Regions from separate parts of the Homo sapiens genome. Here region 1 is linked to region 2. The links are chromatin loops, found by intact Hi-C in ENCODE. Cell type or tissue: K562. All regions are shown on one strand. Region 1 overlaps CUBN (cubilin). Region 2 overlaps CUBN (cubilin).

Region 1 (4,000 bases), 50 kb before region 2:
AGCTCCCTAATCTTCAGAATAGGATCTTTTCCTATTGCTGTTCTTGAACCAGTGAGATCTTTCATCTAAATGCTTTACAACTCATTAGAAAATAATCCTCAGGCACAAACTTCTCAGTTCAAGGGAGGGGGCTTCTTTATCTACAGCTCAGTTTCTGGCTGGCTGGCAACTTTCTTTGGGGCTCCACCTCCCCGTTTGAATTGGCTAAGGATGACATCATCGGCTGCCACATCTTATGCATGTCAATGAAGATACTAGCAATTTGTTAACTCCTGACATCCCAGGGGAAAGTGCTAGAGAATATTTAAGCCAAACTCTTCATTTTGCAGATTACTTTTTCATGGCCTGATTAGCTTAAGTGACTTCCCTATTTTCACACAGGCGATTAATTACTGTGCAGAGTGAAGAACTTAAAGACTTTCCTACATTATGCCTGAAACTGTATTTTCCTGCAAACCTCAAAGGAGGGCAGGGCTCCTCTGAAACAGGATTCAGAAGGGCCCCAGCATCACCCGCTTTGCAGCCATTCTGTCATGTCCTTGAGGGGCATTTCCTGATGTTCTCTGTCTGTAAAATGAGGACAGAAGTCCTTACCATCGGACTGTTACCAGGTCAGAAAATAAGATTCTAGGGTTCCAAAAAAGAAAAGAAAGTAAGCGTTTATTCAATGTTTCTTCTAGGCCTGTGCTGGAATAGTACCTTGCAGGAGAGCCCAGGTTTTATGAATGTTTGCTTTGATGGATAGGTGCGCGCATTGCATTCTGGCCCGTGAGTCACTGATTCTCCAGTCTGTGACTCTTCTTCATTTGTTCACTCAGCAACTGTCTTGAACATCAGCTATACTCAAGGCACACATGTCAAAAACTATTTATCGATTATTTTGGTTTACCCCCAATCTCATACGCCTGCATACGCCTGTTAATACAGCAAGGTTGTAGGTGTGTTGTGTTGTTGTGCGTGTGTGTGTTTTTTAACCTTTGCTAGGCCTTGACATGAAAAAAAAGAAATTGTTTTTAAATTTAGAAGCAACTGTAGAAATGACTTCCCTATCAGATTAGGAAATGCTTGTTCTTAAGCACATCAGGAATTGGGACTTGCAAAAGATGAAGAGGAAGGCCATCGATTGTTAGCACTGAGATAAGAAGGTTACTCATAGACTGACCTTCCCACAGACACCTTCTCTCCTGTGTGCCTTTTCTTTTTCATTTTTGTTACTTACATGGAGGTTGCGCTTGAATGATCCAGCTGCAGTTCTGATTGTTTGGATAATTGGCAGGGAACCGTGGAGAGGAAACAGTATCAAATGAGCTGGTGAGGATGTGGCCTCCGCAGGCTGGGGAACACACAAACACACATACATGTCATATGCTTTTCATTTCTACTGACCGTACAAAACAATTATTTGATGAATAAAACCATCAATGATTTTTCTTCTTATTTCTAAAATGCACGCCAAGAAAGTTCTCCATAAGGAGAGCTGTACATAAACCATGAGAAAACAGGAGCACAGTTTATATTTTTAACAATTATTCTTCAACTACAGGAAGTAGGAAGTGGCAAAAAGCAACAGATTAAATGTCTATGAATTGCCTAAGTCATTCAAACAAAATTCTTGCATGGATTCACTTACACTGCCCACTCATAAATCATAGGCATAGGGATAATCTGCTTATAAATGACCTCTTTTTTTCAGGAAAATAAATACTCAATTGAATAAGGCTTCATAAGGATGACTGTAGATTACTAGAGAAGAGCAAAATTCGATGTGAGTCTTGAAGAGGGAGAGGCGGTCACCGCTGGAGGGCGTAAGAGGAGTCTTGCTGAGGAGGAGGCCGAGGCTAAACTAGGACTTGGAGGGTGAGAAAAGGGAGGCCAGGGAGGGGACTGCCTGAGCAGACACAGAGGAGCATCTATAGAGGCTCAGCTGGAGCATGGGGTGCCCCAGGGATGTGGGTGACTGACGCTGGAGAGAGGTCAGGGTGGGTTCTGGGGCTCTTGGTTAACATCTGCAGGAGCTTGAGCTTTATTCTCCAGGCCAGGTGGAGACGGGACAGACATTGAGCATTCCAATGGCATGATCAGAGCAGGGCTTTTACAGGCGACTTTGGAGAGAGATGGGGTAAGGGTAGGTGACTTTCAGGAGGTTGTTACAGTCCGGATGAAAGCTAGCAGGGACTTTTTACTATGAAGCAACAAACAAGTGAATAATAACATGCAAAAGAACTATTAGGAAACTAGTTTTTCTTTAAAATCAACAAGAATATAGTCTGTCTTGCTCCAAAGTCTAAAGGTCTATGGTGCGTATTTGGGAGACCTCGATCCAGGCACTGTCCCCATCCAGAGCTCTTTACTACAGAATATAAGCGAGTTGACTAAGATAGACATAATGACTACACAGACTAAATGTATTTGTAGTGAATGTTCTGAGTCATCTGAATACAAGTCATCTCTGACTATGGGATAAGGGGTTCATCTCTTAGAACGAGCAGATGAAAGGCAATGGGTAAAAAGGTCTTGGAGAAGTGGTGATTTAAGAACAAAAATGGCCAGGTATGGTGGGAGGCTAAGACAGGAGAATCACTTGAGGCCAGGAGTTTGAGACCAGCCCGGGCAACAGAGCAGATCCCATCTCTAAAAAAGAAAAAAAATAGCCAGGCGTGGGGGTGCACCTATAGTCCCAGCTACTCAGGAGGCTGAGGTGGGAGGATTGCCTGAGCCTGGGAGGTCGAGGCTTCAGTGAGCCGTGATTGCACCACTGCACTCCAGCCTGGGTGACAGAGAGAGACCCTGTGGAAAGAAAGGGAAGGGGAGGGAAAGAGAGATGAGGAAAAGGAAGGGGAGGAGAGGAAGGGGAAGAAGAGGGGAGGAAGGGAGGGAACAAAGAAAGAAAAATAAATGGAAAACAACAGTGACTCCTCAGTTGGACAATGGCAGGATTCAGAAATGAGGGAAACCACTGCTTCCAGGGGCTGGCATCTGAATACATTACAAGCAAGTCTTGTAATTGATAGCAGTGTATCCCATTCTAGTGTAAAGCCTTGGGTAGTGCTAGATCAGTGAATTTGGATAAAACTTTTTTATACTGTTTCTAGTCTTAAAAGCACTTTTAAACTTGTTAGAGATGCGGGTCCAAAGGAAGTCAGAGAAGGAGAAGGTTACAAGCATCAGGAGTTGGGATAATTGTAAGTCACAGTTCTTTTGTTCTATTTAATTTTTTACATGTTAAGTAGAAGGCTGTGATCAATTTCTGAGCACAGGTCTCATTTCACTGTTGCACCAAACAGAGCACTGAAGATTTCTCTTGTGCCTGGGAAGATCCACAGGGTACTTGCCTTGCCTGAATTGAGCTCGGAAGCCTCTGTTCTGTCTGGAAGGGCCAGACTGAAATCTCAAGAAGAGGCTGTTTCCTGAGGAGACGATGGGGTTAGCCAGCTGCTCCCTTCCACACGTCCTGGCAAGGCGGGACATTGTGGAGCTTAAGCCATCGTATGCCTACAAGAAAGGAGACAGGGCAAACAGTGGTTCAGATTCACATCTAGAAGGCCTGTATTCCACGAACTGTCTGCACGCCGATATACTAGTGGATAATCACACGTTTGCTGGATCTAGGGAAACTGGCTTTATTGTCCTTTCTCACAGCTGTAACAAGTCTTTGGTCATTTCTAGGGATGCTGACGTGAATTTCAGCAGGACTTCCTCTGTCAGAGCCACTATTAGATTTCTTGATATCTTCATAAATGCCGTCCCTTCCACACTCCCCTTCCTTCCCAACCCCAGTGTAGTCACCTCACAGGCCATGCCCACAACATGTGCTGGAAATGTGTAATGCAAGAATAGACACATGAGAAAACAGACGAGAAATAATGATGAGTGATGAGCATTTGTTGTCAGAATCCCAACATTTGTTGGACCTGTTTGTTCTTCATAAGTTTCGTGATAGGGTAATGCTCAAGAGAAGAGAAATGGCAGAATTCTTTTCAAACGATAGGGGTGATATAAG
Region 2 (4,000 bases):
TGCGCAGGAGGCCAGCTTTTATTCCCTTATTTGGCCCCGCCCACATCCTGCTGATTGGTCCATTTTACAGAGCGCTGGTTGGTCCACTTTACAGAGTGCTGATTGGTCCGTTTTACAGGGTGCTGATTGGTCTGTTTTTACAGAGTGCTGATTGGTGCATTTACAAACTTTTAGCTAGCCACAGAGCGCCGACTGGCGCATTTACAATGCTTCAAGCTAGACAGAAAAGTTCTCCGAGTCCCCACTGGACCCAGGAAGTCCAGCTGGCTTCACTTCTCAAGATCATATTTTTAAATTACACATGTTGAGTCATGTTTTAAAATGATAACATCAACAACAGTAATAGTGAATGAGATGTCAATTAAACCAATGCACTAAGCGTTTAATCATATTTTCATTCACTCTTTACATGGCAAGATAGTTTATTTTTATCATAATATCTTCAGACAAATTTAAGATTACATTTAGGTGGTAAAATCTATATTATTTATCCTGCATTCCTTCAATTTCATTATTTTGGTACACAGGGTCAAAATAGTCTATATTTGAGTAGCCTGTGGAACTAGGAGGAGAAAAAAATCAGGGACAGAGTATATTATTGTCATTACTGATCTACAGATTATCAAATTCTACTAACTCTTATAAGTGGTAGTTACTGTCCTCCACCAGATTTGTTCTGTTTGTGAGACAATGCTGCTGCCACCTGGCACTGCTTCCTCTGTTCCTCTGAGTACACAGTGCATTCACACAAAACAAGTCCTTGGATATGTAATGTTTGAAACAAATATGGCAACATTTAAGTCAATGGTCGAAAAGAGAAACCTCTGGGGACAAAAATTCAGGTTCTACGCTGAACGTCACATTTGTTCTGAGTTGGCTTAGAACTCAAGTTTCTACACTTCATTTTTGGCTGCTATGATATTTGAAACTGAAAAAAAAAAGTGTGGTTTTGGTTTTTGTGTCATACGAAAAAGTGTGGAATCCCCTGCAAAGTACATGCATTCCTCTATTGGGGATATTGTTGCCAGGGAACCAGAACACAAACAGAAGTTTCGAGAAAGCCCTTTCTTTGGCCCAGATCTCAAGGACTGTTATTACAAATTGTGCAATCTGTGATTTGGGAAGGTCATGGTGGTTTGAGGGTTATTTTTTTTTCTTTTTATAACTGTTTCAAAGAGTGGCAATAGAAATAGAACTCCAACTTTTTCAAACAGTGGCGACATGGGAATGGGGAGGCGAGACTCCTGAGAGGCCCTTGCTGGTGAAGAGACTCAGAGCCAACATGAGATGAAGGTCAACTGTGTGGATGTGTATTTACTGCTGTCGTCAAGGAGGCAGAAATGTCAGGAGTGAGCTTTTCCACTCATTCTGAAAGGTCTGCATATGCACAGCTTTAATGCTGCCTCTGATCATTGGGACCTTGCTGGAGAAACTCTGAAGTCAAGGCCAAAAGAGCTGTGGGATTTTCTTAGTCACTATCCCAACTTTACAACAAGGAGTTATTTAGAAACAGATTTCTTAGAAATGAGCATCGTCCATTAAGAATTTCTTTGCAGAAAAGATATAAGTGAAAATTTGTCATAAATACAAATCAGACTCAGTATCACGATGCAGAAACCTGTGCTTTGGTTCCACACTAAGAAGGAACTCATTTCCAGTCTCCATGCTTAAAAATATTTTAAGAGTATCACAAAGACAAAAGCCCAAAATATCAAATAGGCTGAAAAAGCCATCATAAACAGGATGGGATATAGCATGTATAAATGTGAGAGAAAGAATAGTCAGCATTTAGGGAAATATCTCTTAACTTAAACAGAGCTAGTTGTTTTTAAAAGCTTCTCTTTTACTTAAATTTCTACCAAAACCAAGCAGGATTTCCTTATCTGACATCAAATTCTTGAGGTTACTTTGGAGGCGGATGGATGGGTGCTTTACCATTTCTCTCTGTGTGACATTATGTCTATCACAGCCTAGCAGGAAGCGACACTGTGAAAGCAATTCCATTACCAACGGAGAGAAGGTCTGCGCCTGAGATTAGAACCAGACAGTGTGATTCACAGCCCAGCCCTGTGAACCTGCGCTAGAATCTTTGCTGACCACAATTCATAAATCACTTTCATTGCCAACATCATACTTCCAGATTGTTGTGAATTTTTTCACCACGTGGCAGCAAGGACACACAATAATAAAAATTTTAAATTGAACATTTTTTGTTCAATAAAATTTTTTCGTTCAACAAAAGTTTTTTGTTCAATAACAAAAAAGAGCCCTAAAATCATTTTCAAACTGGAAAACTTAGGTAATCATGAGTCTGTATTTCAAAGTTATAACTTTGAAGAAATTATTAGGAAGAGAGAATGCGGCAATTGATCTAATATTTTCTGTGCCAGGATTTATCACAGCACTGGCCACATAGCCCTTGAGTGTCTTTGCTGAGGATTCATCAGAATGTTACTCACCTTGGATCATCAGTTGTCTTGTCTCTGCAGACCGCTATTCCTCGCTCTTAGTAACCAGGACCCAGAATGGTCCCCTGGGGTTGCCTCTGTCACTGTGATCTATGATGTCTCCAGTTGTAATCTCCTCCCTTGACATTTCCCACTCCATTGTCTAAAACAACAGTGGTTCCCTTTTCCTTACTACGTTAAGTTCACACTAGTCTAGCTGGCTTTGAGAATTCTAAAGAATCTAGCCCAGGAGGTCTACGAAGCCTCATATCCCACTGTCTTCATTACATCAGGCTTGTTTCTCTCTCTTTCTTGGCTCATGCTTATCCAGGCACCATCTGTCATTTCTTGTCCTGATCATTCTTCAAGGGCTCTAAAATCTCACAGAGTCCGTGAAGATTTTCCCCAATGACTTCCAGCCTCCTTACTAGCCTTGCAATAGGCACCTCACAGTTCAGCACTTCTGTTAGTTTTCTACACCTGCTTCCTAACTGATCATGCTCAGCTTGAAGACAAAGACTAACGTGGTATTTCTTTCATATGCCTAAAAATACCTTGCACAGTTTTGGATATATATTTCATCATGCTCACAACTCCAAATTCACCAACATGTAGTTTATTCCAAAGTCTCTTTCTCTGGCCCAAAACCTCACCTAATTTTTATACTGACACCAGCAATTGCTGAAAGGATACATCCCCTGAACATCTCAAATTCAGCATGTTCAAATAGAAGCTCACAATTTTCCCCCAAACATGGTCTTTATCTGGGATTTCCTATCTATGAATAATGGCACCACCATGCACCAAATCATACACCGCAGGAAAACGGGAGCTATCCATGATTCCTTCTTCTGTCTCCCAGATTGACACACATCTACTCCACCATCAGATCTGCCCATCCTACCTTCTAAATAGCTCTTTTTTTTTTTTTTTAGCAGAATCTCACTCTATTGCCCAGGCTGGAGCGCAGTGGTGCCATCTTGGCTCACTGCAACCTCTGCCTCCCAGTTTCAAGCTATTCTCCTGCCTCAGCCTCCTGAGTAGCTAGGATTACAGGCACGCACCACCACAGCTGGCTAATTTTTGAATTTTTAGTAGAGATGGGGTGGGCCAGGCCAGTCTCAAACTCCTGACCTCATGGTCCACCTGCCTTGGCCTCCCGAAGTGCTGGGATTATAGGTGTGAGCCACTGCACCCAGCCCTAAACAGCTCTTTAATACGCTGCCTCACCCACTACTCATTTCCTTTCTCCCTGCTCTGACTAGTCACCAAACTCTCAGTCTCTTCCTCTTCTTGGGCATCCCTCTACTTGCCAGAACTCTTATTCTAAAGTGTACTTCTGTTTGCATCACTAAATTTCCCACTTAAAAATCCATTGGTGGTCTTTCCCTGATGGCAGGATAAAATCCAAATTCTTGTGATGTTTCCTATCAGTTGGTTTCTGATAACGTGTCCTGCGTCAACTTCTATCACTCCCTTTCCCTAGTGTTTCTCACCTTTTGTTCATTATCAGCCCCCTAAGGAGATTGTTCGGACATTTTTTTCCAAATTCT

Evidence for each region. Peaks named below come from ENCODE experiments on the same cell type or tissue, not always from the same donor. Only the 100,000 strongest peaks of a DNase experiment are listed, where the experiment ranks them.
Region 1: it touches region 2 in a loop (2.5-fold over the local background); 10 of 110 quality-filtered maps call a loop at or near these places.

Annotation. Positions count from the first base shown.
Region 1 is chr10:16,951,057-16,955,056 of GRCh38, forward strand. CUBN (cubilin) reads right to left here. Exons shown (of 67, transcript NM_001081.4): 32 at 3,333-3,492; 33 at 1,220-1,333. Among named protein-coding and RNA genes, the nearest start is that of RSU1, 140 kb to the left of the region's middle. In K562, a CTCF peak has its summit at 1,789; DNase peaks (open chromatin) are centred at 195 and 1,825.
Region 2 is chr10:17,001,310-17,005,309 of GRCh38, forward strand. The region is part of intron 28 of CUBN (cubilin); the gene reads right to left. Among named protein-coding and RNA genes, the nearest start is that of CUBN, 130 kb to the right of the region's middle. In K562, no CTCF peak of the experiment used is centred here; a DNase peak (open chromatin) is centred at 2,012.